Regions from separate parts of the Homo sapiens genome. Here region 2 is linked to region 1. Evidence: chromatin contacts called from ENCODE Hi-C or POLR2A ChIA-PET data. All regions are on one chromosome and are shown on one strand. The core of a region is the stretch at or near the end of the contact, and the rest is flanking DNA. Distances in the headings are between cores, read along the strand shown. Region 1 overlaps PBX1 (PBX homeobox 1). Region 2 holds the start of PBX1 (PBX homeobox 1).

What was found. A loop is a pair of places that touch in the nucleus more often than their neighbours do. ChIA-PET counts read pairs that join two places held with the same protein, here RNA polymerase II (POLR2A). Pooled maps may share reads with other maps.
Region 2: a loop to region 1 is called in a map of PC-9, with 5 times the contacts of the local background. The contact joins the promoter of PBX1 here to the enhancer-like site in region 1. A Hi-C loop is called at or near these places in 46 of 168 maps with a recorded cell type or tissue (Caco-2, Calu3, HCT116 and 29 more) and 22 of 50 pooled maps. POLR2A ChIA-PET finds 5 or more read pairs at or near these places in 18 of 52 experiments (A549, AG04449, AG04450 and 13 more).

The regions. Positions count from the first base shown.
Region 1 is chr1:164,599,776-164,605,537 of GRCh38, reverse strand. All of the region lies in intron 2 of PBX1 (PBX homeobox 1), which reads right to left. Among named protein-coding and RNA genes, the nearest start is that of PBX1, 43 kb to the right of the region's middle. RefSeq lists enhancers at 1,793-2,557, 2,558-3,323. Within about 2 kb of position 3,362, at least 23 of the 41 ENCODE cell types and tissues checked have a DNase peak (open chromatin) inside an H3K27ac peak, as active enhancers do; they include HCT116, PC-9, breast epithelium and 6 more, where a contact is called at or near this core.
Region 2 is chr1:164,556,580-164,561,993 of GRCh38, reverse strand. It overlaps PBX1 (PBX homeobox 1), which reads right to left and starts at 2,810. Exons shown (of 9, transcript NM_002585.4): 1 at 1,981-2,810. The coding sequence starts at 2,171. RefSeq lists an enhancer at 2,729-3,228.

The DNA of each region.
Region 1 (5,762 bases), core at 2,113-4,612:
CACAGCCAATCAGGAAAACTGGAGAGACCCAAGGCCCCTCTTCTCACTAAAAAGGGCCCTGTTCTTCCCATAACAAAGAGTGCCTCCTCTACAGGAGCCCTACAGAGGTTAAACTCACCAGGCTGTCCCTAAAAGACTTGTTCATCTGTTGTAGAATACCTTAATCCCTACCATAGCCCTGGAAGCTCTGCTGTGGAATTTTAGGACAAAAGTCATATTTCTTCAAAACAAAAAAAAAAGGATTTTAACAAAAATGTTCTTCGGCCAGTCTGCTCCCCTCTGCCCCTTACATCCCCTTTATCTGGAGAACTCTAATTCATTCTTAGATCTCTGCCTATGTGTCTTCTCTTTAGAAGAAACTTCTGTGACTGCGTCATCCTCACCAAGACAATAAGGTGCCCTCCTAAACATTCCCAGGATACTCTCTCAGTATCCCCATCACAGCATTTAATACCCTGGACTAGGCCTATTTCTTTGACTGCCCCACAAGAACACAGGTTCCTTGAGATTAGGGTCTATGATGTGATTACTGGTGTCTTCCATACACGGCACACAGCACTTGTTACTAGAAGGCACTCCACCTCTATGGAATAAAGGAAGATGGTTTGTCTTGTCTTTTTCCATTCTTTACTTTTATTTGTTTATTTACTTGGGAAACAGAGTGAGAAATTTCAAATACACTTTGTCTAAAAGCACAGTATTTCATAAATGAAAAAAAAAATAGTCACTGATATGAAGATGTCTTAGGGAAAGCCACAAAAGAATGACTCAGTTCTACACCAAGATGCATTTCCTACTTATTACTAAGAATTCTTCCTATTAAAATTTAATGCAGTCTTCTCTAGCAGTTCATTTTGTCTGCCAAGTCCTTTATGACTATTTTGATAAGTTATTTATTACATATGAATGCCGCTATAATAAGTGGATAGCATAGGCAACGGCTCTCAGGACAGAATAAAAAAGGGTCATGTCCAGCCTTCATTTGTTAAGGCCAAATCACTAGATCCTGTGACCAGTAGTTATCACTGAGTGCTGGCCTGACTGGCAGGGCATCCTGGCACACAGTAGGCACTCAATACATGTAACTGCTGAATGCACAAATGAATGAATGTCAGGGTGGAAGGGACCTCAGATTGTAACCCTTAGAGTAATGGGAACACTGTGCAATAATGATGAAACACAGGTGGATACAAAGGCAAGCAACCAAACATAGTGTGGTCAAGAACAACTTACATATCCTCTGTGAGGCTTTGTCACTTCATTTCTAAAATGGAAGTGGCAATAGAATTAAATGATAGGCCGGACGCAGTGGCTCACGCCTGTAATCATAGCACTTTGGGAAGCTGAGGCAGGCGGATTGCCTGAGCTCAGAAGTTCGAGACTAGCCTGAACAACATAGTGAAACCTCATTTCTACTAAAATACAAAAGATTAGCTGGATGTGGTGGCACACACCTATAGTCCCAGCTACCTGGGAGGCTGAGGCAGGAGAACTGCTTGAACCTGGGAGGCAGAGGCTGCAGTGAGCCGTGATCGTGCCACTGCACTCCAGCCTGGGTGACAGAGACTCATCTCTAAAAAAAAAAAAAAAAAAAAAAAAAAAAAAAAATGAAATGACATAATGTACAGAGTGTCTTGCATTAATGTCTAGCAAACAGTATCTGCTTAAAATTATTATCTGTTATTATTTCATAGATAGATACAATTCAGGTACTAAACTGAAAAGTATAAAACATCAGACTAAACTTAAAACTTGAAATGTATAAAAGAGATGTCTCTAGGAAATAGTATAAACTCAGGACATGACTTATGTAGGTATCCTCCATACAGTTTATTGTAAGCATTCTATTTGAGTAGAAATGATGTTTGGTAAAGGTAATCACACCTTAAACAAACTGAAAAGTCTGTTATCTAAAAATAATGCAGTACTTTGATGGCTTACATATTGTAGCTTAAAAACACATATTACATTGAATTATACAAGGATTTCTTTTGGAAGTGTTTATTTGTATATGTATCTGTGGATCTGTATTTTCACATAATGGAGTTGCTTAAAGTGAAGATTATCCCATATCCAGGTATAATTATACCAGCACTGTGAAAGTCCTCTAGCTACATCTGGCCAGGTCCTCCAGGACAAATCCGCATTATTTTGCCCTAATTTTAATTTTTAATACATGGGACAGAGTCAAAGTTTCTCCATATTCTGTTTAACTCAGGCAGTTATTCAAAATTCCTGTCTTTTGCAAACATCAATTTCAACCTTGACTTAAAGAGAAAGAAATGAAGCAAACACAAAGAGATAAAAGGAAAAGCAGAAAAAAATAAAATGCACCCTTTTGGCCCTGCTTTCTACAGGAAAAGAAAAAAAAAAATGCTGCTTCCCTAGCCTCATTCTGACTCTGTTCCTCATGGTTACTTTCAGAAAAAGCCAAAGGGGTAGGGGTGGAGTGGGTATGGAAGAAGGAAGGGAAGGGACGGATTATAAGGAAGGTAGGGGAAAAAATAGCTGCAGAAGAAAAGACGAAAAAAGAAGAAAGGAGAGCTGAAACCCGACACTCAGGAACTCAGGCCTCCAGCAAGAGACTTCTTGGACAGCAAACCTGCCAGCCGGGACGGGACGTGGACTGGTTCCAATGGCAGCCTTCATTAACGCTTCATACACTCAGCCCTTAATTTACAACCGTTTAACGGCAAACATTCCACAAGTACCTTTGAGGGCAGAAAGAAATCTAAGAGAAATTAGGTGCCTAGAGAGCTCCCCTCAAAGGCAAGAGCCCTTTCGTGCAAGTAAGCAATTTTGCTGCCTCCCATTTTTTTTTTTTTTTTCAATCTGTTTGGGACTTTGAGGGCTGGGGTGGGAAGGTAGTGGAATGGAATAGATAAACAGCCAGTCAAGAGCTGTGGGGAGGTTGACAGAATTGGGGTGCAGGTACATGTAGGATACACAGAAGCTTTGTGTCTGTGGAGGCTGTATGAGTCTGTGGGTGAGCAGCATGTCTAAGTGGGTGGAAACATGTATAGCTAAAGGCAGGAACTCTTCCCATACAGCTAAACCCTTGTTCAAGCAATTTAAATAAACAAGAACATTTTAAAAAATTAAAACCCCACTAAAACAATCCTTGTGGAGCAGTTTTCTTGAGTGCTTAAGTAGAGACCAGATTCAAAAAAGGATTAAGAGAATGTCGCATAACCAAGCTGCAGAAACTGAAACCGAGCGGGGTGTGAGGGGAGATGGCTTGGAGGGTGGGGCCCTCCCATAGCAATTTCAGCAAGCCTTTCTAGTCATCCCTTAAGCTTTGTTTCCCTTCAGCCCATACCTGTGCGTACTGTAAACAACTCACACATGGTTGTAACTAGCCAGGGCCCAGAACTGGTTAGGCAGCTTTTCTCCCAAGGCCACAGTGAAGAATCAGTCTCAGCCAAAACACAGGAGTCCTGGAAAGAAGACTTGAACTCCCTCTTTTCTGGCAGGAGAATGGGGAAAGGGAGGCTAAACAGATTACCTTTTAACTAACAACTTTATCTAAACGGATTAACATTGAAGATTAACCTTCCTGGAGCCACAGAGCTGAATCCCCACTCCTAGGGTGCATGGCTGAGTGGAAGCTGGTCTCTGCTCTCAGCCAGGATCTGGTTCCAACCTCTGTCTGAAACGGAGGGCAGTATCTTAGCTAACTTCCTTTTAAAGGTGCTCTCTCAAGTCTCTCCAGAATGGGCTCCATGGAAAGTTAATCCCACAGGCTAAGGGGTCTCATCTTCACAGTATCCAACTGCAGCATTTAAATGCACTTCATCTTCCCTGGAACAACAGGAAAATACAGTGAAAGCTCAAAATGAGGCAGGTGACAGGGACTGGGAAGAAGGGCTTGTACTAAGCGTGGAACAGGTGAGATGCAACACCATGCCCTGTTCTGCCAAAATTAAGACCCTCCTGCCACAGTTTAAGCTAAAGTCTGTGTACTCCCTCATTCCCACCTCCTCCAGAAAAGGGCACTTGCATGCTTTCTGTTAAAGTGAGATGGTTTTTTCCCCTATTCCAGTGGAATACGGTAAAATCCTTATCCCTTCATAATGGGCTTACCTGAAAGTGAATGAGGCTTCCTGGGAAAACCCTTCTAAAGGAGTGTCGGATGCCTCAGAAAGAACTAGAGTTACCTTCCTCCTTTCTGTTTCATCAAAATCATAGCAGTTTCTTAGCTTAGGGACTCTAAAGGTGGTTGCTATTGAACTGTGAATCTGGTTAATCTCAGGTTAAGTTCACCTCTGTGTCTGCTTTTTTTTTTTTTTTTTTTTTTTTTTTGAGACAGAATCTTGCTCTGTCGCCCAGGCTGGAGTGCAATGGCACAATCTCGGCTCACTGCAACCTCGGCCTCCCAGGTTCAAGCAATTCTTTCTCAGCCTCCCGAGTAGCTGGGACTACAGGCGCCCACCGCCACGCCCGGCTAATTTTTGTATTTTTAGTAGAGACGGGGTTTCACCACACTGGTTAGGCTGGTCTCAAACTCCTGACACCTCAGGTGATCTGCCCGCCTCGGCCTCCCAAAGTGCTGGGATTACAGGCATGAGCCACTGCGCCCAGCCCTGTGTCTGCTATTCTGAGAGCAGAAGAATCTCCAATTTTTATAAAATGCAAGCCATTCCTCAGGTATGAAGATGACAACCTCTGGCCCATTAGAAGTGAGTTGTTTGGATTACTTCAGTGGCTGGATCAATCTTGATCGGTGTGACCAGAAGCAAACGTGTCTGAGATGGCTTGACCACTTTAGGGATGAAGTCTGTGGCCAATGAATGCAGTAAATAAACTAACAGGCCCACAAGGGATTGAGCCCCTAGTCATGTGTTTACTAGCCCGGTGCTTTAACCAGTTAAGCTACACTGTGTTAAACAGGCATGGGGCTGCCTCAGGAATCAAATGTGCCAAAAGCTCTGTTTGCCTTTTGTGGCAAGAGAGGGAATGCAGGCAGACTTTAGTTAAAAAGCAGTAGTAGGCTAGGCGCAGTGGCTCACGCCTGTAATCCCAAAACTTTGGGAGGCTGAGGCGGGTAGATCACCTGAGGTCAGGAGTTCGAGACCAGCCTGACTAACATTGTGAAACCCCATATCTACTAAAAATACAAAAATCAGCCGATGGTGGCGGGCACCTGTAATCCCAGCTACTCGGGAGGCTGAGGCAGGAAAATCACTTGAACCCAGGAGGTGGAGGTTGCGGTGAGCCGAGATCACGCCACTGCACTCCAGCCTGGGCGACAGAGTAAGACTCTGTATCAAAAAAAAAAAAAAAAAAAAAAAGCAGCAGCATACTTTAGGCTCTTAATATTTTCATTATTTTAGTCTAGCCTTACAGAAGCAATACATCTTGGATTTTTTAACACAGTCCTGACTCAAGTATCCCATTTAAATTTTCCCATAATTATACTCACAATTGTAAGACCAAACAGACTAAATTGAGATTTAGGAAATGGGAACACCATATTTAAAGTACTCAACATTAGGACAGGTGCTTCAGATGCCAGGACGATTTGGGTCTTAGCATTGCCCCTAAACTGGCAGCTGTGAATTAAAATTTGGTTTGGAAAAGAATTGCTCATGAGGTCTGAGTTGCACACACACTGGCTTCAACTTTTGTTGGCTTGTTTCAAAAGAGCACAGAAGCTTTTTAAGAAAAGAAGAAAAAAAAAGCGGGGAGAGGGGGTTTGTACAAAGCCAGCTCTTTGCTTAGCAAACCAGTAGGAAAAATAAAATGAAAGAACACATATGCAA
Region 2 (5,414 bases), core at 1,561-4,060, 43 kb after region 1:
CGTTGATTTTAGTAAGTTCTCATGTGGGGTAGAAAAAAAAAAAGATGGAAAATACTTTAAAGTATTAAAGACCTTTCCTGGGTCTTTTAAAATAGTTTTAATTAATTCTATTATTATATATAGGCCCAAATGCAAACAAAAATTCTCACACAGCTTTATAAAAATATTGTATTTCCACAGCACACAAATGGAGCCAGCTACAGAGGAAGAACTGAAAATTTCCCCATCCCAAAATTGTATCTGATCTCTCTCTGCATCTAGGCCATTGAAAGGGGGAAGTCGCCAAGCCCTGTTTGTCCACAGTTTCACAAAAGAAGAGAGACTGAACATCAAAAAAGTAGTATCTATTCTTACTAGCCCCTTCCACTTCACAAACTTATTTTTAAGCCAGTTTATTGGTATGTCTGAGAGTATTCTTCTAGAACAATATAATAGAGAAAAATGTTCCAATTCAAAAGAGAATTGCCAGTGGGAAATCTTCCTCTTACCATACCTATTAGCTTTTCTTCAGATAATAAAATTCAAAGAGAGCACCAATTAATTTTTAAAATTTCCCCTATTTAAACAAAACTTAGGATACTTTGAGTCTTTCAACATTTCCAAGTTTTCAAACACCCGTAAACCTTAGTACTTTTGAGTTTACATGTTGCATGTGCTTGCAGCTAAAATTGAGTATAATTCATAACATCTATGTTTTTAACTGCTTCCTCTCATTTTCTCAACTCAGATTCTTATTTCACGTAGACAGAAATACACATAATGATGTCTTCTCCATATAACCAAGTCATCTGAAGTATAGGAGTTGCGTATATTTGTTTACAGGGTTTTCAAAGAGAAAAACGCTACTTCGGAGATATAACAAAGCTGGGTAATTGTACAGACATATGTGGTCATTAGATTTTTAAAATTCTTCCTTTTGAGTTCGGCCTTGGGCAAGCTGTTAGCGGGTTGTCACTTAGTCTATGTTTTACTTTAAAAGAGAATTTACTGTAAAATCCTGAAGTAGAGAACCATATACCTGGCAGTGGATTAACTTGAGAGGCTACACAGTTTATTATGTTTCCTTAATGAAGACCTTCATGTCCTATAGTACTGAAATATATAAAATTCATAAATGCTTTCATTTCTAAGTGGTCCTGAAAGAAGCATGGGGGAAAAGAGCATGCTTGATTTTTGTCCCCCCACCCCTTTTTAAAGGACCCTACATAGCTGTCTGTGTCACGGAAGGTTAGTAAACCGGCTGAAATTAGGAGACAATAAAGTTAAACTAAAAATCTGAGTCTCTTAAAACTAACAAATATGCCTAAAAACAAAATCACCTTTTCATCAACTTTTTAAAAAAACAAAATTAAGTGAATGCAAAATATTTTCTGGATAGCTGACAAGTACTGACAAAGAAATACCCTGCTTTTTTGTTGTTTTGTATTTTGGGTAGGGGGGGAAGAAAGGAGAAAAGATAAAAATTAATTTTGGACGGGAGAGTCAAGAAAGAAAATCAAACTCGCTGAATTAGGTAAGGAGTCAACTAAATTTGCAAATAAAGTGTTCTTGGGACATTTTATTTCGTAATGTTACAGAGTCCCCTCAACAAGAAGGCATGGAATGCTGTTCAAAACTTGACAATTCTGCTTTCTCTGATACTTTTTTAAAGCAGTAAAAAGTGCCGAGGGCCGCTTTTGGATCAGTTGGCAGTATTTTCGGCATGCCTGTGTGTTTGTGTGGATATAAATGAATACCCCTATATTCACACACACACACACAAATATGTACACAGCCACATCTCGGCATGGGCGATTACACTTTCGATAACAACGCTCCTTCAAATTTTACTCCTCCGCCATGTAGTTGCTTGTCAAAATGAGAAAAGAAATAACATTTTTCAAAAAAAGCGCTGTGGTGATTCGGTTCCCATTGTTTCCCCCTGCAAGAGGAAGAAAAACAAAAAACCCCAAGAAAGGAAAAGAAAAGCCTCCATCTCACCTGGCCTGCGCCTCATCCAAACTCTGGTCTGTGATGGTCATAATTTGCTGTAAAATGTCTCCAATGTCCTGCTTCCTCCCGCCCTCCCCCTCGGTCCCTCCGGCCCCATCCTGCAAGTGCTGGGACAGGCCGGGGTGTCCGGCCATCCCGACCCCAGCATGGGAATGCATCAGCCTGGGCTGCTCGTCCATCTCCAAAGGCTACGGCAGCCCCCGGCTCTTCCTCTTCTGCTCCTCGGCTCGGCTCCTGGGAAGCACCAAGGCTTTTTATCCTTCAAGCTTGTCTTCAAATCCTTTTCAGGATAAACAGGGAAGGGGGAAAAAAGAAGACCAAAAGAAAAAAAAAATCCCTTTGCCTCTTTAGAGGATGGTGGGAGGATGAGGAGGGGGAGGGGGAGGGGGCGTGAAGGGGTTGCGGGGTGAGGGTGGGGATAAGGGCTGGTGGGGAAGGGTGTTGACTCCAAAAAGCAAGAAAAATAAACCACCTTCCCACTTGGCGAAAAGAAATCAGAGCTGGCTTTAGGTTTTTCAGTCCGGTCTCCTTTGCAAGGCAGAAATGGGCTCCCGGCGCTTAAATCTGTGGCTTAATCCTTTTGCAAATATGCATTGATCGGGAGAAAGGAGAGGAAGGCAGGGGGATTGCAATGCAAACTTTCCCCCCCCACCCCCCGCTGCCCCCCACCCCCACTCCGGGCCAGAGTGATCTCAAAGGGGGTGGGCTGTTGCAAAAGCCAGATCTCCCCCAGCCGCGGCGGCAGGCAAAGCACAGGCTCTCTCCTCCTCCGTGTCTCTGCAAACTCCAGCAGCCCCGTCAGCCTCCTGCTTTTGTTTAGCTCAGGCTCAGGACTCCAGAAACATATACAGAAAAACCACAGCCTGAGAGGAGGAGGAGGAGGAGGAGAAGAAGGAGGAGGAGGACGAGAAGGAGGAGAGGGGAGGGGGCAAAGGGAAGGGGAGGGGGCGGGGAAGCCGGGAGGCTGGGGAGAGGAGGAGGGAGGAGGGCGCCTGGAGCTCCTCCCCGCTTCCCTGATTGGCCACCAGATAAAGGACCGGCCCCCTCCTCCCCTACTTTCCTCACGGCGCCTCCTCTCCAGCCTCCTTCAGCTCCTCCTCGCCCGGCGCCCTGTCAATCAGAGTTCAGAGGTGGGCCGGGAAGGAGGCCGAGCTAATAGCAAGTCTCCAGTCCTTAAAGGTGCAATGGTACTGTAGTTCCAGCTCACTTAGTTTCCACTTTCCCTGCTCGCCTTACTTAGGTTGCGTCCTTGAGGAAAATGTGGCTCCACTTAAATGCAAACATATAAAATTAACACGAAAGAACACAGACGGTGTGCGTCTTCCCGCCCACCCCTGCTTTTCTTTTGCTGTGGCATTGTCATTTAAAACTTGATTCTTTTAAATGCTTAGACCTCAGGGAAACTGCTGAGAGCACAAGTTTGTCAGCACGACGTAGTTATGAAACACAATCGAGCTGTTAATATAATTAATAAAGATCTCTAATAAGTGGCAGATGTAATAATAGATACATTTAAAAAAACAATTCTAGCACAGTAAAGGTGAAAAGAATACCAAACTGTGTCATTTTTGCTGCATGAAAACTAAATTATGGACTATGAAACTGAAAAATGCTCAAGAAAAAGAAAGATTAATAAATAAGTTCACCAAATGAAACTAATTCAACATTTCTCTCTCTTCCCCCGGGGGAAATTAGTTATTTGGCTTAAATACCTAATAAAGAAATGCATTATCACAGTCTAGTTCTAGTTTTTAATATAGTCTAATAAGCATTATTAACTGGGAAGAGAAGTGAACTGACATTTATTGAATGCCTACTATGCACCAAGTAATTTGCATGAGTTATTTTATTTAATCCCCAAGACATCTTTGTGAGTTATGGATTATTATTTCCATTTTACAGAGAGGGAACTCAGAAAGGTTAAATAATTTGTCCAAGGTCCACAGTTATTAAGTGTCAAAGCTGGAATTTAAACCCAAGTGTGACTCCCTCCAAAGGCCTAGTATTTCCACTGCACAATCTGCTTCAGTCTAACAGAAATGTGTGAATAGTGTTAAAAATTAGTTATGTGTCTATTGCCTGTCCAGTTTGAAAGGAAACTTGAGGTGCTTAAAAGGGTACATATTCCAACAAGACAACTCCAATTGAAAATGGGTAGGAAAAAATAAAAAATAAATACAATGGGATCAAGAAAAAAGCCAACAAAAGTCATAACTAAGGTCCAGTATCATAGCTCCAGACAGACACAAATTTGCTTCCAATCTTTTCATTGGGCAAAGTGAGAGGGAAAAATCTGACTGTGTACACAGTCACAATGAATATAAGATAAAATAGCAGGCCAATTACTTAGGAAATGTCCAGAATATTTTGTAATATAAAATATTCTATTGTGTAGCCAGCCCTCTTCCTGGATGGCAGTATAGCAAAGGAAATGCAAAGCGCAGTGTAACCAATCTGCAAGCGCAGTGTAACCAATCTGCAAAATGGAAAGCAGCCTTGCCAGGTGCTTCGAGATCCTCAAATAAAATGTTATTCTTCTCACCAATCATTACGCAAAACAAGTTTGGCAAGATAAGGAGCACTGATGCAAGCATTTCAAAGCAGTTTTTAGCAAGCTACTTGGCACTTATTGGTATGAGGGCATGCAATACAGAGTATTAATTGTAATTATGATGTTATATTACTTAATAACAATTGTTTTATTCACATACATATCCTGATTTTTAAACTGTTTTTTTAAAAATTAACACTAATCAAAAGTTGAGCACAAAACTATATACTCAAATCACATATCAATCACAGTGATTGAGAGTTAGCATATCCCTTACAGAGACGAAGTTACCACATTTTAAAGCATGAAAAGAAGTCAACCTAGAGTCTATAAGAAATCAGTTTGTGAGTAATTAATTCTAATTGCAAACCTAATAAAATCTTTCTAGGCAAAGTACTGGAAAAGGTACCATCAATTCCAGAAGATCATTGTCATCTAGGAACATTTTAGTAGGGAAATAAGATGTGTATACACAATGATACTAAAAATAGGTAATATTTATTGACTCCATACTATAATTAAGTATTATATTCAAGGTGTTTTGTTAATTTAATCATTGCAACTGTCTTACCCCGATAGCTATGCTTTTAACCATTACTCTAGAGTGTTGCCCAGATATATTTCAATACATAATAAATGCTATAGAAGTGATAACAAGCCCTTAGACATCCTATAAGAGATGAGAGAAGGGAGTAACCAGTTCGAGTGAATAGAAGGCTTCGCGGTGGATCTAAAGGATGAACTGGATCTGGAGGGCTAGGTTAATGAACTTGACGGAAGTACAGGCTATCTCTTCAGGCACAATGGAAATGTTATTAGGTGTGATTGGGAAGACTTTTTTTTTTGAAACAGAGTCTCACTCTGTGACTCA